Linked DNA regions of Homo sapiens: all the other regions are linked to region 1. The links are chromatin loops, found by intact Hi-C in ENCODE. Cell type or tissue: Calu3. All regions are shown on one strand. Region 1 has its middle 200 kb from the start of CCNG2. Region 2 has its middle 83 kb from the start of CCNG2. Region 3 has its middle 140 kb from the start of CCNG2.

The links. Peaks named below come from ENCODE experiments on the same cell type or tissue, not always from the same donor. Only the 100,000 strongest peaks of a DNase experiment are listed, where the experiment ranks them.
Region 2: a loop joins it to region 1, with 17 times the contacts of the local background. A loop is called at or near these places in 78 of 110 quality-filtered maps.
Region 3: it touches region 1 in a loop (2.5-fold over the local background); 4 of 110 quality-filtered maps call a loop at or near these places.

Annotation. Positions count from the first base shown.
Region 1 is chr4:77,354,141-77,362,140 of GRCh38, forward strand. No RefSeq gene overlaps it. Among named protein-coding and RNA genes, the nearest start is that of CCNG2, 200 kb to the left of the region's middle. In Calu3, no CTCF peak of the experiment used is centred here; a DNase peak (open chromatin) is centred at 4,401.
Region 2 is chr4:77,235,957-77,243,956 of GRCh38, forward strand. No RefSeq gene overlaps it. Among named protein-coding and RNA genes, the nearest start is that of CCNG2, 83 kb to the left of the region's middle. In Calu3, a CTCF peak has its summit at 4,716 (motif pointing right); a DNase peak (open chromatin) is centred at 4,735.
Region 3 is chr4:77,297,464-77,305,463 of GRCh38, forward strand. No RefSeq gene overlaps it. Among named protein-coding and RNA genes, the nearest start is that of CCNG2, 140 kb to the left of the region's middle. In Calu3, no CTCF peak of the experiment used is centred here; a DNase peak (open chromatin) is centred at 3,738.

The DNA of each region.
Region 1 (8,000 bases):
CTGCTGCTGTTCTCCGCCCTTCTTGCTCTTTAAGGCAGCTCTTAGAAACTGGAAGCCCTCCTCCCCAAGCCAGCCCTAAAGCTAGGAACATTACTCTCCCCGTCCCTTTCTGTGTAACAGCTGACCGTAAAGAAATTCTGACTTGCCTTGATAAACAGGTCATCAAATGCTCACTCCAGAGGGGTCCTGCTCCCTACCCAGAAAGAAGGAATGCTGTAGAGACCAAGGGAAATAAAACAGACCGGCCTTGCTGGGTTTCCCCACTCAGTCTGTGGGCATTAGGTCATGCCCTTGTCCAATCACAGTTGGACACAGCTGTCCATGCTTCATTAAACCTAAGCAGAAAAATGGTAATAGCAAGTTCTCCCTTTGGGCCTTCACTCTGGCTCCCGTGTCACATACAATTGATAGGAATCTTTTTTGCTTAAAACAGCTGTGTGGAACATACAGCTGTAGATGGAGGCAGGTTTGGGGAGATAATGGGTTAAGCTCAAAGAATGGTCTCAAAGCAAATGACTCCAAGTAGAAGGTGCTTAGAGGACCTCAGTGGGGAACAGATGCTGAAGTGCTGGAGCAGAACAAAGTGCCAGAGTCAGCTGCTTCCTGTGTCAACGGCAAACACCCAAGTGGCTGAGGGCCACAGTAGTGGAGGGTGGCATGTCTTTCAGAAGGACCCATGCTGGAGCAGCATGGTACATTCCCAGAACCAATGTGTCCACACTTATCTCCTGGGTGTAGAAAATACTTTGTGTGAAAGAATAAGTTCATGTCCTAGAGTCTGTTTTCACCATGCATGTGTTTTACTGCACACAAGTTCTATGCAAGTGAGCCTTCCTAGGCCTCTCAGGCTCACTTAGTGTTTCTCTTAATGTGAAGAATATTGGTTATACAGCATAGTAAACAATGAATATGAGATGTGGGGACACAGCAGAGCACACGGCAGCTCACTGATTTTCTTCCCTGCACTTGTGTGCAGCTGAATCTGCTGGTAAACACCCAAAGGGTCATCTCGGTGTATTTTCTATTTGTGTAGTGTCAGATCTAAAAAATCTTGCCGAAGATAATGAATGAGCAGATGGTAACTTCAGATAGCAAAGGAAGTCTATGGCACTTGGGTTCATTACACGGGACATTACATCAACTGGAAAATGCTGTCTGGAGCATTTAAACAGTGTATTATACTAGTCAAGGCAGTTCTCAGAGTTTTGTCTAAGACTTCCTTGGGGTTATGGTCCCTGTTACCATATGTTGAACTTACAGGCAAACAACTACATAAGGTAATTAAGCTCAAGTTTTGGTCTAGGTTTAAAAGTGAGTTCTGACTTGGCAAAGTGTGTTTTTTTTTTTTATCTTACAGGTACATATTCTGCTTACGTAAATTTAACATTGTTTTTTAAGGTCTCATGGATTATGCAGCATCACTTTCTAGCACTCTTCTTTGAGGACTCCACTGGTGTAGAGATGAATATCTCATCCTCCACTTCCCACTACTAGTTGAGTGGCTCAGTGTGGATCCTCCTTGGCATCACTGCATGTACAAAGCCAGTTCTTGGACTCTATATAGGCCATTGAGCCCATAGTGAATGGTACTTTATAATTCAAGGAGGTAAAACAAACTCTGGTTTCTCAGATGTGTATGTATTAGGTTGGATAAATGAACCAGGCAGGAAATGTTCTTGGAAAAGAGCCATACACTAGGCAAGAAACCATCTAGAGGTAAGATCACTGGAATCTAGTGCTATAATAGGCGGGAGAGTTAGGGTGTAACTACAGAAACAAGAGGAATTCATAACCATGACGTGTCAGGGGTGCCAGCATAGGGCAGAACATGCCACTTGAATGTTCCAGAGTTGAAGAAGACTACATGTTTAGGCATCCCAGGCATAGGAGAGAAGACTCATACTCTTCAAAGCCATTTTGCCTGTGTTGCAGGTTGGGCTGTTTAGAAACAGGTTGAAGTGGAATTTGGCATGAAGTATGGTATTTAGAGATCAAATTGTGTCTAAGAGATGGGAAAGCAGGATAGGGCTAACTGTAGTGTGGGGCCCAGAAGTGCCTTGGCCAGTGTCGGCATGCATGTGACCCATCATGGTTGTTCCATGGTGGCCTATCATGGTTGTATCATGGTGGCCTGAGATTGCTGGCCTGCATATGTCTGTAGTCAGCAAGTGGATGAGGGCTGCTAGGGGAAGGGGCATGCCCTTGGAACTGAGGCAAACTCTGTAGAGGTGATGGCTGGAGGCTGCTGGCTGTGCTCCAAGCAGTTGCGGTAACAAGCCCTTGTTGAAGGGGATCTGGTGGTACATTCCCATGCCCTCAATCCAGTGATCTGGTGGAGCTGTCTACCCTCTTTAGTCTCTTGCCTGAGTTCATGTGTGGATATGCTCAGTGTGGCTTTCTTGCTCAGGCCCTACCTTTCCTACTGAGCCCCAGATGAATCTGAGCTCTTTCAGCACTAGATGCTTGACAAGACAGAAGCCATGAAGTGACAAGACTGTGTTCTATTCTGAGACCACTACACGATCACTTCCATTCTTTTAACCTACCTAGGATTAATGTAAGAAGTTACTGTTTATAGGGTCTAAGTGTTCTGAACCGCTTTATGGTACGTCTAGCGGGGGTGGTCTGTATGCCTCTCACATGTCATGTCTATAGCTTGCAAAATTGACCAAATTAGCTTGGCATGCTATATCCATGCCCCAGATGGTTTGGACCACTAGGCAGACTTTCTTTGCTTTGATAATAGATAGGTCCAGGGTTTAAAACTTAAAAAGCTACCCTCTATCTTTATCCTCTGTATTTTGCCTCTCAGAAAACCCTTGCAGGGAAGCACAACCCAGGCAGAATGGGTCCAGTGGCTGCAGCACAGATATTCTAGGCCCCTTGTCTGAGGTTCCTCAGGTGTGGGGGGTACATGTCCAGGAAGGAACTGTCCTGTCCCAGCCTTCTCACAGGCACAGAGGGGAGAGAATCCAGAGTGCTCTACCCAAGACAGGGCAGCACTTTAACCCTTTGCTTGCCTCATATGAAGGTCTTTAACTCAGACCCTGAGCCTTGGGCAGATAGGAGGAAAAGCCTAGAAGGGTACCTACTGTTGAAACAGGCACTTATATAAGCATGGAGGCCAGATGGGCAATGTGGGCTGTGTAGATACCAGCGTGATCTAAGGGTAGGGATTTTTTATGTGAAGCCCATGATGCCTAGTAGTGGCTGCCTTGCAGACAGTGAAATCCATCCAGTTTATAATGTCATTGTAATGGACTGTATTTCTGGGAAGCTGCATGTGAGCATGGTGATCACTCCTGGCCCATATCCTGATTCATGTGAGATTCCTGTCTCAAGCAGGACCTCCATTGCACCCTGACCTTCCTGGGAATGAATACTTTCATGACCTTCTATAATAGCATAGTCCCTATTCTCTGAGGTCTCACAGGTGTGGCCTTAGAGTAATTGAGCCATAAGGCAAAGTGACCCTTAGAGTAGCCCATTTGTCATGGCTAGGAACAGAAGTCACCTGTCCAACAGGCTGTTAGCAGCTAATGTTCAACACCAACTATGAGTGAGCTTAGAAGTAGGCATTCTGGGGTGTGATCCACTTTGGAGTAGATCCGTTCTCACTAGTTGAGGCTTAAAATGAGAGCATGTTTCCAGCTCACAGGTTGACAATGCCAGGAGGGACTTTCAAGCAAGAGCATTTAGCTAAGCTTTACCTGAAGCCCTTATTTTTACAAACAGTGAGATTTAAATGTTCTCTCATGTTGCTAATCTTTGGGGTCAATTGTTCGGCCTATAAATAGCTTTGTTAAAAAGCCAGAAATATGATTTTTCTCATTCCAGAATAAAGAATTAGGGACAGGCATGCCATGACCTTGAGTATCTACTACCTGAGATGGCCTCTCTTAGAACCACCTTGGAGACCATCTTCCTGAGACTTGGTGATTCCCCACCATCAGCACAGAGCTGCGTAATAGCCTGTAGGCAGTTCCGTCAGGTAGAAGTATTATGGAAGTCGCGTGTTAATCCCCCTCATCACAGGTTTTTTAAAAACTAAAATAATCAGGTGAAACTAACATTAAGATTCTTGGGTTGAATTAGACTTGTGTTGCCCCTTGTCAGTTGCACTCTGCTCCTAACTTAGTCTTCTGGTCTTGACAATAATTTCCTGCCTAATGTAGGGGAACTCTGCCTTGTAGGCTCGCTGGGCATCAGATGGTAAAATCTCAATGCTTTCACTAAACCTTCCAGTTTTCAGGGAAATGGGTAAATGTTCTAAATCAAAACAAACTATAAGTGCACAAGTTTGAATAGCTTAGAGGTTTTCTGGCTCCTAAATGTGACTATTGTCTTTAAATTGGCAGGGTGGACAACTGGATTCTTCTGCCACCTAGTGGAAGAAACTAATCTCTCCACAGTGTTCTAGAGGTGGTGGCAGGGGCTAGATCAGCTGTGGCAGCAGCCAGAATCAGAATAGGGACCCCAGCCAGAACTAGGGCAGCTGTCACAGATGGTGGGGGGGGGGGTGGGGAGGGGGTACTCAGTCCTCAGTAGGAAGGACCCTGAAAAGAGGAGATTGTCCACTGTCTACCTCTTTCAGGGAAGAGCCAAGATTGCCCGCTGACAGAAGATGAGGTTTGAGATGCCTGCCATGAAGAAAGTGCCAGTCAACCATGGTTGGGGTCTGTGCAGGGTACATCCAGGAAAGTCTTATTTATTTTGGGTATGGAATTACTCAGAAGTATTTGGCTTTGGTGTAGAATGTAGGTCTGTGTTTGATGTGTAAAAATGCTGATGACCCAGAGGAAAACTTTTCTACCTCCTGTTGGAGTCTGGATTGGGAGGTACAATCCCAAGCTTAAAGCTCATAACAGTGTCCTAGAGCAGACCTGACCCACAACCCAAGTACCTTCTTCCCTCCCTCCATGGCAGATGTGAGCTAGGGAAATGAAAGGTCTGCCTTTGGACACCGATGCAACAGTTCTAGAAGCTGAGGTTCTTGTGTTACTCTGGATCCCATTTGACTGTAATATTCTACTTGGTCTTTAGCTGCTGTAGAGCTCATGCCAGCAGGAGGGCTTTTTGCTCCTTGTGTTAGAGGCAGCTAGACCCTATAGCATCAGGCCAGGTTGGTGTGGTCCCAGGGGAGCAGTAGGAAGAAACACTTCAAGTCCTATCCCCTAACCATTCCCTGGTGCTCTCTGCCTGTGAACCTTGGGACTATTGGATAATGTCTTCTCTGAGTCCTAGAGCCAACTGTGAGAGACAAGAGTCTACCTGAATGAAGGACAGAGCTGGATGTGGACTCGTGCTGGTTGTGGCTTTTTTTTTTTCAAGGTATCCTTTCAATTTCCTCTAAAATAGTCTGGCTCTCAGACTTTTGGATCCTTGGATAGTAGTCCAATTCTGATGTCTCCTTTATAGTCTCTGGGGGGAATTCTGTACTGGAAAATCCACAGGCCAGGAAAGATAACTGTGGCCTTATTCCACTTGACCACCCACAGCCATCCTGTCCTTCCTGAGGCATCCTTTGCCTAACGCCTGCCAGGCCCCTGGGCTTTGCTAGAATCCTCCTCTCTATCGCTGTCACCATGCTGCTTGCACTGCTGTTCACCAGCTCAGGCACTTACATCTTCAAGTGTCTCTTTACCCCACCTTGCCCAAAGAAGGCTGTGAGTCTCCCTTGGATGGCAGCTGCATGTGCTGCCCGGCCTAAATGCCCCTACTTTCATGCCTTGCTTCACACCCTACATGCCATCCACTTTCTACCGCAATTGGTGACTATTTATCCTAGCAGGTACTAGGTAGCATCATTCAATCTTTGCCATCCTTAAAGTTGAAACATGAGGGAGTGTACTTACTTGATCACTCAATTGAGCTTAAGTTTATATGCTTAATGGCTTCTATCTTGTTCATAAAATATGCATGGCGGCTTTTACTCCTTACCTTCTAGGTATTTCATTTGTGAGGTTTATTGAGTATTGGGAATATAAGACCTCAAACTTTTTCTTCACCAGCTTGCCTGGAACTGTTAATTGTTACTGCATCCCTTACAGTGTCCCTTTGAATGTTACACTACATGCATCATGGTGAATTATTCACTGAAAGAAAGTAGTCTCCTTCCTCATTCTTTCCCCTAGCAACCCAAACCCCTTCTCTAAAGGAAACTCTCTTGTTACTGTCCAGAGACTCTGCTTATACTTAATTTTTCTCCAAGCAGAATCCGTATTAATACTTACATACCTTACCCCTTTAAAACAGTGAATGTTTTCAATTTATCTTAGATATTTCCTATCAGTGCATACAGAGCAAGGCAGAGTCTGAGACTATAGGTTTGTTACCTTTCCCATGGTGGAGGCTTTCCAGTTGGTGTTAATGTATGATACAGAATGGTAGGGTCCTCTGTTCATTTGTCAAAACAAGTACCTAGCCTGTTGGCTGTAGCCCAAATGTCTCTGCGGAAATACTGGTGTAATTGGAGGTTTGCCCTTGGGGTAAGCACTGTGACAGTGCAGCCTACCGGCTTAGCTGCTTCTATAGGAGTCAAGCTTCGTTGCACCTGCTCTGCTCTAATCCTTCAGTTAATCTTGTGCTCTAATGTTTAATCAAGCTCACTCACATTTCTTTGAAGTCAAAAACTTGGACTGTTGGCTCTTATAATCCTGTCGTATACAGTTATATACCTTGCATGAGGACTTACCCAAATAACAGTACAAGTGACTGGTTTTGGAGCCAGGAAGATTCTTAGAATTCTGTTTTATGAAAACATATACTGCTATTGTAAACCAACTAAAGCGAGTGAAAGTAACAAATCTAATATACTAGTCACTTCAGTCTAAAACCATGAATATGGGACGGGTGCAGTGGCTCACGCCTATCATCCCAGCACTTGGGGAGGCCGAGGTGCGTGGATCACGAGGTCAGGAGATCAAGACCATCCTGGCTAACACAGTGAAATCCCATCTCTACTAAAAATACAAAAAATTAGCCAGGCGTGGTGGCGAGCGCCTGTAGTCCCAGCTACTCAGGAGGCTGAGGCAGGAGAATGGCGTGAACCCAGGAGGCGGAGCTTGCAGTGAGTCGAGATCGTGCCACTGCACTCCAGCCTGGGTGACAGAGCGAGACTCCATCTTAAAAACAAAAAACAAAAAACATGAATATGGTGCATATTTGGACTTACAATAGATATTCAGGTCCTACTTCCACTTAACTGTCATGTTACTTCTAAGGGAGATTGTTTCTTTGACTTGGGCATATCTAAGGTACTAGCTGAGAGCAAGAGAATGTAGGAGAAAGTACTCTGAATGCAATGAACTACTACTTCCCAAAGGTATGCTGCTCTTGACAGAATGACAGAAAAACTAGACCCCCATATACCAAAACTTTCTGGCTTTCAATTGGCAGTCCCTTGACCACAGCGTGTTTGAACAAGAAATATCAACATAAGACCCTGTTACATGTTGGAAGGAAGCAACTGTAATTAATAGCCTAAGATGCTAAGCTTTTGTTCCAAGATATGAGAGAGTTTGCTTTTTGATTGTCGAATAGCTCTAATACATTCGTCTCAAAGCACCTGCATTCTCATGCTACAGTATGATGTATTCTATATCACTGATACTCTATACTGAAATAGTGAAAGACTCTTTGCATTTAAAGCTTAACCCACACGTGGACACTACAATATCAGATGTGTGTGCACAAGCTCTGAGATGCCAAGCAAGGAAGTGGAAGTAAAATTGCAGTGTGATCATGCAGCGTCTGTTAATGGCAGCCGAGGGTGAATCAAAGATGTGTCCTCTTCCTTGGCAACATTATTGAAAATAAAACTGTTTCCTGCCCCATCACAAGCTCACTCTGTATCTTGCTTTGTTTCCTTCATAGTGCTTATCCCTACCTGTTAATTGCTGCATTTGAATGCAAACTCTGGGAGGGTAGGGAACTATTTACCCCTGTCCCTAGGTTCCTTAAAATGGTACTTGCCTATCACTCTGGATGTAGTTGTTAGG
Region 2 (8,000 bases), 120 kb before region 1:
AGAATCTTTGCAAATAGCCTATTCCTGGTTTTCTTCAAGTAATAAAATCCTTAGCATCAGTAATGCAATGATTGGCAACCTTTGGCTACCTGGCCTATCTGTGCAGGGGTCCTGTGCTGCATTCTTAGTCACTTTAACTCCTAGGCATGATTTCAGGACTGTTTTTTGGGGGAACAGTCGGTGAATCTTCTGTAGAAATTGAAGTTCTGGAGGTACAGTTCCTACTGAAGACACTCCTGTGCTTGGCCCCCATTTCATGTTAGAACAGCAGCTTGACTAGCATGTTCACTGAACAAGTGAATCACATGTTTCTAACTGTCAGAGGATGGATGGGATTTCCAGGAAGCAGATCATCAGATGGAGGTGAGCCTCAGGAAGCTCACCAGGGAGTGGTCTTGGGCTCCACACCTGTGAAAGCGAAGGAAAGGAAGAAGTGGAGCTGTGATGCCTTCTTCAAAGAAGCTTCAAGCCAACCCTGTCAGGGGGTTTTGAAGCCAAGGTCCTTTTAGAGCTATCCTGCCTGCATTGGGATGAGGGGTCTGGAGTTTTAATCTCAGGTGGAACATTGGATGCCAGCCACCCAGGAAGAGGTGTGACTTCTGGTGAGCCAAGCCCAAGAGGGGCGGACTGCTGACATCTGCCTGCCTGCCTGTGGGCATCCAGTAGCTGGGAGAACAAACCTTTCATTCCTGAAAGGTTTATGTAAAAGCACATGGCAGAAAACACACTGAACATCTAGACCTAATATGAACCTCAAAAGCAGTAATAAGGTTTATTTTCATGCCTTATGTGGTGAGTAGGAAGTCACAGGCTGTCCTAATCAGATAAATGATTTGGTTGAAGTCGAGTCAACCTCATCTTTGTCCTGGAATTCTTGTACCTTTTGGGGCAACAGGGCTTCAATGTTTTGACTCAGAGCAGAACGAGAATTGTCAGGAGGAAACCCCATGGCTGGATTCACCACTGTCCAAGGGAAGTGGCCTGAGGGCTCAGCTGGGTGGTCATGAAGGCAAGGGTGATGGATTGGTATAGGCACTCCTTCCTGTTGCTGAACACTGCTCTCCTTGCACTACCTCCTGGTAGGAACACCTGTCTCGATCGTTATCTTGGCAGCCACCTCATAAGCATATATGCTACATCTATAAAGACAAAGTACTGCTCTCAAATATGTCCTGGAGAATACAAATTCAGAAGCTTATCACCACCTGTGTGACTTCCATAGCAATGACTAGTGTTAAAGCAAAGAACTAAGTCTTTTGAATATAAACACAAACCAAACTGGGGATTAACTGAGTGGTGTCGTGATTAGTAACAGCAGCCCTCATGTTGGCATCACCAGTTGGAATTACCTGATTCCAGGGAACCCTGGTTCCCGTGGGCTTCCAAACCAAAGGGACAGATCGGAGTTCTAACCTCATTGCTCAGTCTGGGTTCCTCCAGCCGCTCAAATTTTGGATGCTTTCAGAGCCACCTCTTAAGGATGACTTTGGGGGCCATGAACAGACAACTAACTATGCCCAGGAAAATCATGAGTTCGTCTGGGTCAATAGAATAAATGGCACACAGAATGTGAGAAGACTAGAACAGAACAAGGTAACTGCATCTGAGCAATTGTGAGATAACTTGGTACATAGTAAAACAATTGGGAAGGGTGGGGGGTAACTTCTGGAAGGGAGGATCCATATGCCTCAGATAACACGTCAGCATGGAATTTATAAAGCAAACGGCCAAAAGCCACATTGTGGCAATTCAGGATTGGTGTAGACTCCTGGCATGGGTGGTCATCTCTATTCTGAATGGAGTAGCCTTGGGTGTGTCCATAGGGATCTACAAGCTGACTTCCACATCTGAACTTACTCCAGTACTTAAGTTGTAGTTTTAACCCAAAACTTCTATACTGCTGGCTTGTGTTGTGATGCAGATGCCAAGGTGTGGGGTTAGATGCTCAAGAACTTTGGGGTGGGGAAAGTTCTGTGAGGGAAACTGAGGGAGCTGGAAGAGTCTGGGAAGAGGACTATGATGCAGGCCTGACTCTGAAGGAAAGATGTTAGGTAGGAAGTGGGCTGAGACTGAGGTGTGTGACATTGTTTTGGCAAGGATAAATACCAGAGCCCAAATTGCCCATCAGAAGTCCCAAGTGCCCTAAACAGGGCTGCTTGAGCATCCTAGCTGCACTCAAGTATCGGATGAAGCAGCACATGGGAAGAATGACATTCTAATAAGCATAGTTGGCTCCCGTGCTATACAGCTCTACTTCTCTACACAGGTCCACAGAAGAGTGACTTTGTGTCCCTTAGGACTCTTCAGGGGAACTCAAGGATGCATGGGATGAAATGCAGCTCCTGTGTCTAGATTGATCCCAGGTTGCAATGAACACTAATCTGCCACAACAACTATCCACTCTGAATTTTCTTAGCCCTCAGCTATAACCTTGGCTGAGGGCTAGTTCTTAGCTGGTAGGATAAAAATCTTCATACTAAGGGGCCTGAACCACTAGTAAGCTCTAGCTTTTCAAGGTAGGTTGTTGAATTAGTTACAGTGGGTCAAGGGAGTACCAGGAGATGCCCAAGTAGATGACCCAGGTTTCATTCATACATGTTAATGTACAAACCACCTCCTGTTACCCCACAAGGATAACTCAGTGAACCCAGTGGCTCACAGGGAATGATGGAAAGTATGACTAACCTTCTTAGTTTCTGCATCCATGTAGTCTTCCTATAGGGGATACAGTATTACACAGATGCCTCTAACACACTGCCTCATAAAGGATGGTGTCCCAAAATGTCAGCATGTTTACTTGGAGTCCATGCTTCTGTTTCCTGAAGGCTGTGTCACCATTCTGAGACTCCCTGCCTCTAAATGGTTTTGTGATATGGCCGGTAGACCTTGTGATCTGGGGCCTGTCTATCTTTTGTGACCTCAATCCAGTGGTAACACACTTTGCTGTATGGGGCTCCATACCTGTGGATGAAGCACAGGAGTCCCCGGAGTGGGAGGTAGCTGAGACTTCATAAGCAGGAGAGACAAACCCATATCAACATGAGATATCTATTCCTGTGAACATGAACTTCTGGCTTTCCCAGAACGGGAAGGGGCTTAATGTAGTCAACTTGCTACCATGTAGTGAGTTGGTCTCCTTATACTGATACATTGAGATTCAATGTCTGACAAGTGGGTCTTTCAGAAGAAATGGTAACCAGAATTTCTCTAGGAAATGGCAGTCCATGTTGGGCACACATGTTATCTTCCATGTCTGCTACCGTGGCTACAATATGCATTTACCCATTAGCTGCTGAAAAAGCCTGGCCGATACCCAGTGGCAGAGCTATTTTGCCTGTTCACCAAACAGACAAAACGTCTGGCTTGTAGTGTGTCTTAACAGGTGATGTAAAAATCTACAAGTCTTAAGCATCCATACATCCCATCTTGGACTTCTAATTTTTCCAGTCTTTTTATCCAGGCCTCTGACCAGGTAGCTTAAGCACTGGTCACTGCCCAGGCATCAATACATATTCTAATCTTGAGCTGCTGCTTTTGCCACCAAATTTAATTCTTGGTGGAACACTTGGATTTGTTACTTTCCTGTATATGGCCTGAGGCATATCTTCATGGCTGCCACAGCCACAGAGTACAGCCAAGATGCTTTAAACATGGTCTTCATCTAGCATTTGGGAAATAATGGGATCTCTTTCCTGATACCAACACAGTTTCAGTGATGCCACAGGCTTGTAAATGCCTACAGAGCCCAGGTTTGTGGCTCAGGAAGATACCTGCTGTTGGTGTCTGAGCCCTTTGAATAAATATTGTGAGATTACTTGATAATGAAGAAATTCTTGAAGTAAAACTGAGTCTTAGCAGCAAAGTTAAAGGAAATAAGCTGCCCCTTGGGTATTGCGGGATGTGATTGGTAATGCCAAGGCCTGTTGGCAGACCTCATGCTGAGGATCAGGTAATGAGACTGAGTGACAGCTGTCATTTTTCAGTGGAGGGGTGATGGCAGAAAATCTGAAGTGGCAAACCCTTAACTGAAGTCCTGTTGGATAAAGTGTGGTGACAGGATGGGATAGAAATCTATAGCAACAAGTTACATCAAAGGTCTGATATCCTTTCAGGACTCTGTATCGAGTTTAGCATGAAGGCTGATCTCGTTAAGTTCCTAATAGGTTAGCATTCCAAGGTTAAGTGCTCACAAGAGGTGTGCACTTGGAGGACATAGTATGCCTGCCTCCCTAGCCCCTCGGTCAATTGCTGATCTGTGTCCAGAGTGGGGAACTGCTGTGTCATTGGAGGAAAGAAATCTAAGTCATAGGCAGATAGCATCAGACAACCTCCGTCATTCAGAATCACATCAGCTACAGTGGGCTGTAGGGTGTCCACAGGAAAGCATCCAGTGAGCCGCCTCAGGTATTAGGTTCAAGAACGGTGCATTCTGTGACCTATATTTTATGTCTACATTTCAAACGAACCAACTCTTGGACAGTGAGAAAGTAGACTGTGACACTTGAGCTTCCTCTGAGGGAATGTAGTATGAGGTCTGAGTCCATAGGACATCGCTGTTAACTGATTCTCCAGTTTCCCTTGCCTTAGATGTGAGAGGTCCTGTACTTCCCTCGTGTCAGGCAGTACAGGTGGGCCGTGGTGTGGGTTGGGGGAGAATCAGACAAGTCTCACAGGTGAACTGGAGGGGCAGACCCGCTGGGACTGAGTTCAGGGCTTTGGCCAGGAGAGGGCAGTACTCGATCACAGAACTGTGTTCCCTGAGCAACCTCCTTCAGATGGAGCCTGGGCTGGGCAACTTAAGGGGCTTTTAGAGAGCAAGAACCAACAGTGACTGACTATAATGGTCTTATGAGGGACACTTGGGGTGTACAGTTCGGGATAACTGGGAGCTTTGAAGAATGGGTTAATGTAAATGGAAAATGGGTCTCCAAGCAGATGACACAAAGCAGAATGAGCAGACGTCCATGGCAAACAGAAAAAGGGGTAAAGCAGGACAAAGTGCTAGAGAAAAGCCAGTGAATTCCTCGATATGCGAATGGTGTACACCTTAGAGTGGATTGCCACAGTAGTGGAGGACGGCATGTCTTTCAAGGTACCTCTTCCAGAACCAAGATAACGCTGTTTCTCATGCATAAATTCAAGTGAAGGAATGAATATAAGGCTTTAGTGTCCATGCTTTCACCATCAGTATGGTTTACAGCATAGTTTTCCTTGTAACATAGTTTTCTTGGGTCTGTTAAGCATCATGCTAACCTCTTAACGTGAGGATAAGTGACAAGGCACGGCAAATTAGTGAACATGAGATGTGTGCCTGGTTGAACTGATGCATGCAGCTCATCTGTATCTCAGCTGTCCCTCATGCAGCTGAACTTGCTGGCGTGCACCCACAGGGTCCTCTAAGTGCATTTTCAATTTCCATAGTGACTCTTGGATAGAAAAGTTTAGCCAACTGTTAGATGTGCAGGTGGTGACTTTAGATAGGTAGGATTATCACCATGGAAGCTTCTGGTTCATGATAATGAGAGGGACTTCAGGAGATGTTTGGTAGAACATAGACAGCCACTGGAAGGTGCCAGGAGCCTGAAGGAAAAAATCCTCAGTCTGTTTCTTCCAAACACTGAAATCAAGGCGACTTTCAACCCTGGAAGTGTCATTAGTTGTCAAGAATTATGAAGCCAACTATATGGTAACTGTAACGAACTCCTCAGGACCAGAGATCTTAGAAATACCAACGTATTTCTAAGAAATCAGTGAAGGAGTTGGGGAGGCAGGATGAGTAAGAAGGGGATAGGTAAGTCAAGCAAGGCTGTGATCACAGACAAAATCCCCTTGCCTCTCACAGAGGAGCGCTGGAGGTTACACCATTGCTTGAGCTGGGCTTTCATATGTGAGAATATGACAGCATTTATTACTGGTGGTCCTGGTCTAGTGGGGGGTAAGAGGTGGTAATCTTGGGCACTTCTGGCTGTTGGTGTGCATGTAAAATAGGTCCAGTAACTCAAGGGAGGTGCTCGAACAACTGCAGATGCTGCCTCTTAAAGACACAGGTATCCAACGTTGAGGATTACAGAGAAATGGCAAAAGGAATTTGAGGAGATATGGACATGGCCCCAAGATAGGGTTCATTATCTTTGTTACAGGAAGAAAAGAATAGGTGAATAGGCAACAGGGCTCTCCTTGTCTCCAAGTAATACCTTTGCTACTTCTGTATCTTCTGAATGTGACGGCTTAAGGTTTGCAGGCTCGCCTTTGGGCTTTATCCCAAAACCAAAATTCTTTCAAGATAGCCTTGTGGTGTTGCCTGTTTGCTTCTTCCCAGGCCCAGCAGGGAAGACAGTGATGTGGAAATTCCTAGGAGTTAAATCTTCAGAAATACCCTGAATTTTTAGTGTGTCTTGGTTGATTGAACCACCTCTCTCTCCCCCTGAGAGGTTGCCTGGAGCATTCGGTGTGTGACTCCACATGCGTGCAGAGTGCTTGTCCATGAAGGTAGATAGACCAGTTAATTCTCTCCTGTAAGCATCTCTAAGCTTTCTCTGGTATCCTACCAGGTATTGGTTTGCATTTCTGGTAATTCCTCATAGTAGAATTTGGCAGCGTGGTAGAATATGGCAGACACAAGGTATAACAAAAGGAGTCTCCGTGATCTTGAATGCATCTGGGTGATGTGTGGCTTTGGCATAAGGAAACCATTTGGGTCCAGTTGCTTCAAGTGACTTCCAAGCATTCCAAAATCAGTTTGGTCAATTACCCCTGGAAATAAGAATCAGGGCAGACTCAAAATACTTCAAGTTACTAGCTGTTACAAGTATATCTGCAACTCTTTTGCTATATATGCTCTCTTGAACCATCAGTGGCTGTCCAGGCCATCAACTTAAGCTGTAAAGGATATCAACAAGGGCATTGTGGCACCAACTATAGCCAGCTATCTTTGACACATAGCCTGAACATGAAGTTGCAGGTAATTTGCATGGATCTCTAATCCCAGCAGCAGCTTTAAAGGCACCAAACCTATCCTCTGCTTACTCTTACATAGCCCCGTGAATCCCAATGCAATGTTATCAGGATGTGAAAAACAGCATGGTAAACCCATGCATGTATGCAGTGTCATCAGGTAGAACAGCAATGCAGCACTTGTCCGTTCCAATAGCCAGTGTGTAGCCAGCTAAGTGGTGTCCTGTCTGGCTTATTGAGGTGATCTGGTACAGGGAAATGCTTCCAGAGCGATGGTACAATGCTACATGCTATTATGCATGGTCAATGTCAAATGCAGCTGACACACAAAGTCACTGTACAGGATGAGAAGTGCCCTTGAATTACCCTTGGCCGTCAGTGTCTAATGGCTCAGTACGACTTGATGCTTTGCCCTTAGAGGGTATGATGGTTTTTCCTTGGAAAGAGTCTAGATAGAAGAATGAAGGAAAAGACACAGCCAAAGACTTTCTGTGGTTTCCTTTACTTCTGCCTGAGCTATTGCTGCTGTCAGCCCTTGTGGATAGTTCTGTCCCATATTTTAGTATCAGGGACCCTTTGGTGTAGACATGGAACTACAGATGTTGGCAAAGTATAAGATGGAACTGTTGGTGCCTTTACCACTTTGATCATCTGTCTCCTGTCTTTGGCCTTACTGTCATAATCTGGATATTTCTTCCAGATAAAGTATGGGCTCCTGGGCCTATGTCAGCTTTGATTTGTGATTTGGTGTAAAGCAGAGATAGGTTTACTAGTCCGTTTTCACACTGCCAATGGTCATACCCGAGACTGGGTAATTTATAAAGGAAAGAGGTTTAATTGACTCACGGTTCCCCATGGCTTGGGGAGGCCTTCCAACAATCATGGTGGAAGACTAAAGGAAGAGCAACGGGATGTCTCACATGGTGGCTGGCAAAGAAAACGAGAACCAAGCGAAAGGGGTTTCCCCTGATCAAACCATCAGAACCATCAGTTCTCATGAGACTTATTCACTACCATGAAACCAGTATGGGGGAAATCATCCCCAT
Region 3 (8,000 bases), 57 kb before region 1:
TTATTTCTTTCTCTTGCCTGATTACCCTGGCCAGAACTTCCAACACTGTGTTGAATAGGAGTAGGGAGAGAGGGCATCCCTGTCTTGTGCCAGTTTTCAAAGGGAATGCTTCCAGTTTTTGCCCATTCAGTGCGATATTGGCTGTAGGTTTGTCATGAATAGCTCTTATTATTTTGAGATACATCCCATCAATACCTACTTTATTGAGTTTTTAGCATGAAGCGCTGTTAAATGTTGTCAGAGGTCTTTTCTGCATCTATTGAGATAATCACGTGGTTTTTATCTTTGGTTCTGTTTATATGATGGATTACATTCATTGATTTGCGTATGTTGAACAAGCCTTGCATCCCAGGGATGAAGCCAAGTTGATCATGGAGGATAAGCTTTTTGATGTGCTGCTGGATTCAGTTTGCCAGTATTTTATTGAAGATTTTTGCGTCAATGTTCATCAGGGATATTGGTCTAAAATTTTTTTTTGTTGTGTCTCTGCCAGGCTTTGATATCAGGATGATGCTGGCCTCATAAAATGAGTTAGGGAGGATTCCCTCTTTTTCTATTGATTGGAATAGTTTCAGAAGGAATGGTACCAGCTCCTCTTTGTACCTGTGGTAGAATTCGGCTGTGAATCCATCTGGTCCTGGAATTTGGTTGGTTGGTAGGCTATTATTGCCTCAATTTCAGAGCCTGTAATTGTTCTATTCAGGGATTCAACTTCTTCCTGGTTTAGTCTTGGGAAGGGTGTATGTGTCTAGGAATTTATCCATTTCTAGATTTTCTAGTTCATTTGTGTAGAGGTGCTTATAGTATTCGTTGATGGTAGTTTGTATTTCTGTGGGATTGGTAGTGAGAATCCGCTTTATCATTTTTTCTTGTGTCTATTTGATTCTTCTCTCTTTTTTTCCTTATTAGTCTTGCTAGAAGTCTATCAATTTTGTGGATCTTTTCAAAAAACCAGCTACTGGATTCATTGATTTTTTTTTTTTTTTTTTTTTTTTTTGGGAAGGGTTTTTTGTGTCTCTATCTCCTTCAGTTCTGCTCTGACCTTAGTTATTTCTTGCCTTCTGCTAGCTTTTGAATGTGTTTGATCTTGCTTCTCTAGTTCTTTTAATTGTGATGTTAGGGTGTGAATTTTAGATCTTTACTGCTTTCCCTTGTGGGCATTTAGTGTTATAAATTTCCCTCTACACACTGCTTTAAATGTGTCACAGAGATTCTGGTATGTTGTGTCTTTGCTCTCACAGGTTTCAAAGAACATCTTTATTTCTGTCTTCCTTTTGTTATGTACCCAGTAGTCATTCAGGAGCAGGTTGTTCAGTTTCCATGTAGTTGAGTGCTTTTGAGTGAGTTTCTTAATCCTGAGTTCTAATTTGACTGCCCTGTGGTCTGAGAGACAGTTTGTTATTTCTGTTCTTTTACATTTGCTGAGGAGAGCTTTACTTCCAACTATGTGGTCAATTTTGGAATAAGTGCAATGTGATGCTGAGAAGAATGTATATTCTGTTGACTTGGGGTGGAGAGTTCTGTAGATGTCTATTAGGTCTGCTTGGTGCAGAGCTGAGTTGAATTCCTGGATATCCTTTTAACTTTCTGTGTTGTTGATCTGTCTAATGTTGACAGTGGGGTGTTAAAATCTCCCATTATTATTGTGTAGGAGTCTAAGTGTCTTTGTAGGTCTCTCAGGGCTTGCTTTATGAATCTGGGTGTTCCTGTATTTGGTGCATATATATTTAGAATAGTTAGCTCTCCTTGTAGAATTGATCCCTTTACCATTATGTAATGGCCTTCTTTGTCTCTTTTGCTCTTTGTTGGTTTAAAGTCTGTTTTATCAGAGACTAGGATTTCAACCCCTGCTTTTTTTTTGCTTTCCATTTGCTTGGTAGCTCCTCCTCCATCCCTTTATTTTCAGTCTATGTGTGTCTCTGCACATGAGATGGGTCTCCTAAATACAGCACATTGATGGGTCTTGACTCCTTATCGGACTTGCCAGTCTGTGACTTTTAATTGGGGCATTTAGCCCACTTAGATTTAAGGTTAATATTGTTATGTGTGAATTTGATCCTGTCATTATGATGTTTGCTGGTTATTTTGCTCATTAGTTGATGCAGTTTCTTCCTAGCATCGACTGTCTTTGCAATTTGGATGCTTTTGCAGTGGCTGGTACCCGTTGTTCCTTTCCATGTTTAGTGCTTCCTTCAGGAGCTCTTGTAAAGCAGGCCTAGTGGTGACAAAATGTCTCAGCATTTGCTTGTCTGTAAAGGATTTTATTTCTCCTTCACTTATGAAGCTTAGTTTGGCTGGATGTGAAATTCTGGGTTGAAAATTCTTTTAAGAATTTTGAATATTGCCCCCCACTCTCTTCTGACTTGTAGAGTTTCTGCCAAGAGATCTGCTGTTAGTCTGGGCTTCCCTTTGTGGGTAATCCGACCATTCTCTCTGGCTGCCCTTAATATTTTTCCTTCATTTCAACTTTGGTGAATCTGACAATTATGTGTCTTGGTGTTGCTCTTCTCAAGGAGTATCTTTGTGGAGTTCTCTGTATTTCCTGAACTTTGAATGTTGACCTGCCTTTCTAGGTTGGGGAAGTTCTCCTGGGTAATATCCTGAGGAGTGTTTTCCAACTTGGTTCCATTCTCCCTGTCAATTTCAGATACACCAATCAGGCATAGATTTGGTCTTTTCACATAGTCCCGTATTTCTTGGAGGCTTTGTTCATTTCTTTTTACTCTTTTTTTGTCTAAACTTCTCTTCTCACTTCATTTCCCTCATTTGATCTTCAATCACTGATACCCTTTCTTCTAGTTGATTGAATTGGCTACTGAAGCTCATGCGTTTGTCATGTAGTTCTCTTGCCATGATTTTTAGCTCCAGCAGGTCATTTAAAGTCTTCTCTATGCTGTTTGTTCTAGTTAACCATTCATCTAAAATCTTTTTTCAATGTTTTTAGCTTCTTTGTGATGGGTTCAAACATCCTCCTTCAGCTTGGAGAAGTTTTGTTATTACCGATTGTCTGAAGCCTTCTTCTCTCATCTTTTCAAAGTCATTCTCCATCCAGCTTTTTTCAGTTGCTGGCAAGGAGCTGCCTTCCTTTGGAGGAGAAAAGGTGCTCCGATTTTTAGAATTTTCAGCTTTTTTCCTCTGGTTTCTCCTCATCTTTGTAGTTTTATCTATCTTTGTTCTTTGATGATGGTGACATACAGATAGGGTTTTGGTGTGGATGTCCTTTCTGTTTGTTAGTTTTCTTTCTAACAGTCAGGATCCTCAGCTGAAGGTCTGTTGGAGTTTGCTGGAGGTCCACTCCAGACCCTGTTTGCCTGGGTATCACCTGCAGAGGCTGCAGAACAGCAACTATTGCAGAATGGCAAATGTTGCTGCCTGATCCTTCCTCTGGAAGCTTTGTCTCAGAGGGGCACCCAAATGTGTGAGGTGTCAGTCGGCCCCTACTGGGAGATGTCTGCCAGTTAGGTTACTCGGGGGTCAGGGACCCACTTGAGAAGGCAGTCTGTCCGTTCTCAGATCTCAAACTCCATGCTGGGAGAACCACTACTCTCTTCAAAGCTGTCAGACAAGGAAGTTTACATCTGCAGAAGTTTCTGCTGCCTTTTGTTCAGCTATGCCCTGCCTCCAGAGGTGGCCTCTACAGAGGCAGGCAAGCCTTCTTGAGCTGTGGTGGGCTCCACCCAGTTCAAGCTTCCTGGCCACTTTGTTTACCTACTCAAGCCTCAGCAATGGCAGACGCCCCTCCCCCAGCCTCACTGCTGCCTTGCAATTTGATCTCAGACTGCTGTGCTAGTGGTGAGCAAGGCTCCGTGGGTGTGGGGCCCTCCAAGCCAGGCATGGGATATAATCTTCTGGCATGCCATTTGCTAAGACCATTGGAAAAGCGCAGTAGTAGGGTGGGAGTGTCCTGATTTTCCAGGTACAATCTGTCACAGCTTCCCTTGTCTAGGAAAGGGAATTGCCCAACCCCTTGCACTTCCCGGGTGAGGTGATGACCCACCCTGCTTTGGCTCACACTCTGTGGACTGCACCCACTCTCTGATAAGCCCCAATGAGATGAAGCCAGTACCTCAGTTGGAAATGCAGAAATCACCCATCCTCTGTGTCACTCACACTGGGAGCCGTAGATTGGAGCTGTTGCTATTCGGTCATCTTGGAACCAACTCTGTCAGCTGATTATTTTGCTCATAAGTTGATGCAGTTTCTTCCTAGCATTGATGATCTTTACAATTTGGCATGTTTTTGCAGCGGCTGGTACTGGTTGTTCCCTTCCATGTTTAGTGCTTCCTTCAGGAGCTCCTGTAAGGCAGGCCTGGTGGTGACAAAATCTCTCGGCATTTGCTTGTCTGTAAATAATTTTATTTCTCCTTCACTTATGAAGCTTAGTTTGGCTGGATATGAAATTCTGGGTTGAAAATTCTTTAAGAATGTTGAATACTGGTCCCCACTCTTTTCTGGCTTGTAAGGTTTCTGCCAATAGATCTGCTGTTAGTCTGATGGGCTTCCCTTTGTGGGTACCCCGACCTTTCTCTCTGGCTGCCCTTAACATTTTTTTCCTTCATTTCAACCTTGGTGAATCTGACAATTATGTGTCTCCTGGAGTTGCTCTTCTCAAGGAGTATTTTTATGGTGTTCTTTGTATTTCCTGAAGTTGAATGTTGGCCTGCCTTGCTAGGTTGGGGAAGTTCTCCTGGGTAATATCCTGAAGAGTGTTTTCCAATTTGGTTCCATTCTCCCCATCACTTTCAGGTACACCAATCAAATGTAGATTTGGTCTTTTCATTTAGTCCCATATTTCTTGGAGGCTTTGTTTCTTTTTACTCTTTTTTCTCTAGCCTTGTCTTCTCACTTTATTTAATTAATCTGATCTTCAATCACTGATATCCTTTCTTCCACTTGATTGAATCAGCTATTGAAGCTTGTGCATGCATCACGAAGTTCTCGTGCCATGGTTTTCAGCTCCATCAGGTCATTTAAGCTCTTCTATACATTGTTTATTCTAGTTAGCCATTCTTCTAACCTTTTTTCAAGGTTTTTAGCTTCCTTGTGATGGGTTTGAACATGCTCCTTTAGCTCAGAGAACTTTATTTCCGACCTTCTGAAGCCTATTTCTGTCAACTTGTCAAAGTCATTCTCTGCCCAGCTTTGCTCTGTTGCTGGCGAGGAGCTGCGATCCTTTGGAGAAGAGGTGCTCTGGTTTTTAGAATTTTCAGCTTTTCTGCTCTGGTTTCTTCCCATCTTTGTAGTTTTATCTACCTTTGGTCTTTGATGTTGGTGACCTACAGATGGGGTTTTAGTGTGGATGTCCTTTTTGTTGATGTTGATGGTATTCCTTTCTGTTTGTTTTTCTTCTAACAGTCAGGTTCCTCAGCTGCATGTCTGTTGGAGTTTGCTGGAGGTCCACTCCAGACACTGTTTGCCTGAGTATTAACAGTGGAGGCTGCACAACAGCAAGTAGTGCACAACAGCAAGTACTGCAGCCTCTGATCCGTCCTCTGGAAGCTTCATCCCAGAGAGGCACCCACCTGTATGAGGTGTCTGTCTGCCCCTACTGGGCAGTGTCTCCCAGTTAGGCTACACACGGTCAGGGGCCCACTTGAGGAGGCAGTCTGTCGGTTCTCAGAGCTCAAACGCCTTGCGGGGACCACCACTGCTCTCTTTGGTGCTGTCAGACAGGGAGGTTTAAGTCTCAAAGTTTCTCCTGCCTTTTGTTCAGCTATGCACTGCCCACAGAGGTGGAATCTATAGTGGCAGTAGGCATTGCTAAGCTGCGGTGGGCTCTGCCCAGTTTGAGCTTCCTAGCAGCTTTGTTTACCTACTCAAGCCTCAGCAATAGTGGATGCCCCTCCCCACACCAGGCTGCAGCCTTGCAGGTCGATCTGACTGCTGCACTAGCAGTGAGCAAGGCTCTGTGGGTGTGGGACCTGCTGAGCCAGGCATGGGAGAGAATCTCCTGGTCTGCCAGTTGCTAAGACTGTTGGAAAAGTGCACTATCTGGGTGGAAGTGTCCCATTTTTCCAGGTACAGTCTGTCATGGCTTCCCTTGGCTAGGAAAAGGAAATCCTCTGACCCCTTGCACTTCCCAGGTGAGGCCACGCCCCACCCTGCTTTGGCTCATCCTCCATGGGCTACACCCACTGTCCAACTAGTTGCAATGAGATGAGCTAAGTACCTTAGTTGGAAATGCCAAAATCACCCGTCGTCTGCATTGACGATGCTGGGAGCTGCAGACTGGAGCTCTTCCCATTTGGCCATCTTGGAACGGAACTCAGACTGACTTTCTAGGCCACTGACCCGATGGGCAGGCCATTGGGTTCTGCCAGAGATGAGCATATATTCTCATCTTAGGCCACTCCTTATTCCAGAAAAATAGATTATTAAAACAGCTAGAGATGTCAATTACTTGCCCTACATAGTGGGCCAGAGAGGCTTATCAAGGATGCCACAAACATAATATATAGCCAAGCTGCTTTGCAATTGAAAATCATGTCTTAAGCCAACACTTGGGACATAAGTTGGTCTCTTTCCTAATCTCAAAACTGCATTAGTGATGCTGACAGAGGCTTTAAACTCCTGAAATATCTACACTTGTGGCTGAGGATATACCCGTCTTTTGTGCCTGTGCCCTTCTGGTAAAGCAGTGAGGAAGGTCTGTTATTTAGCAAAGAGCATATTTTTGAAAAAAGTTTGATTTGATAATGACTTTGTTAAAGAGATTTGATCACTTACGGCAGCAACTGATATATGCAAATCACTTACTAGGGCAAGCTGAAAACTGGCTATGGGGTATTCTGGGCCCCAGTCAGTAATACTTAAGGCTTCTGGCAAATGTCACTTTACAAAAGGCCAGGGAGTGAGAAATGGATGATGATGATAGTTTGGGGGAGAGGAGGTGGTGGCAAGGATCTTTTTGTCCAGTAGGTAGATTGTGATTTAAAAGTGTTTGACAAATTGTAATGAAATGTCCTCATTGTCTTCAGGATGAGATTGAAATCTGTGGTTTTTAGGCCTTAGATTTTTGTAGTTTTTTAAGTTGTATGAAAGTTGATCTTACCAATTATCTAACAAAAATGTATTCCAAAGCTAAGAACAACTCTACAAGAGGTATATAGAAACAGCTCTGGGCATGGAGGTCATGCAACATTCCTGCCTTTATAGCCTCTTGGAGGTTAGTTCTTAATCTGCATCCAGAGTTGGAAATCTGTTAATACAACATCCTAGAGCACAGGCAGCCAGTGATTCTGAGTGATGAAGGGCCTGATTCCACTTAACTACAGAATTGTCTTGACATTCAAGGGGGAGCTTCCATGAACCATTTCTGGTGCTACAGACTGTGGAATGGAGTATTGATGTTACTTCTCTGGCAAAACTATATTCTATACTTGACTCTCAAATGGATCAACTGTTACATGTGGGTCAGGCTCAGGAAGAAAGGGTTACAGAGCCTTGGCCTGGTGAAAAGTTGGCTAGCACTTGCCAGTCTTTATAAAGCACGGGGAGGTAAAATGCATCTACCCATTCAGCTCAGTAAAGCACTGCTCTTTACTTATAGCAGTCTCCTATTAGAAGCTCTTCCTTCCTATTACCGACATTCAGGAACTCAACTGATCCCAACTGGTAAAAAATCACTCTAGAAATGCACATGAAAGCAAGTCCTGCACCTAAAGGCTAGAAGGCACTTTTGTAGGTCTCTTCACTGGCTTATTTGACCAGATAGGTCAAAAAAAGTTGATCAGGGTATTTGGGCTTTCCTTCCTCTGAAGGAGACACATAGTGACTCTAGGGTGTAGTATCTGAGTCCATAGGACATGGCTATTAACTGATCACTGAGTTCCTCCATGTTTTATGAGATGTGGCTGGCTCTGAGCATCTATTTCTTTTGAATAAAGCAGTCTTGGGAGTGTGTACAGTGATACACAAGCTTGCTTTCACATCTGAATGTACCTGAGTGTGCCTAGTTGAAATTAAAAGCTTTTTCATTGCTGCCTTGTGGCCTCATACAT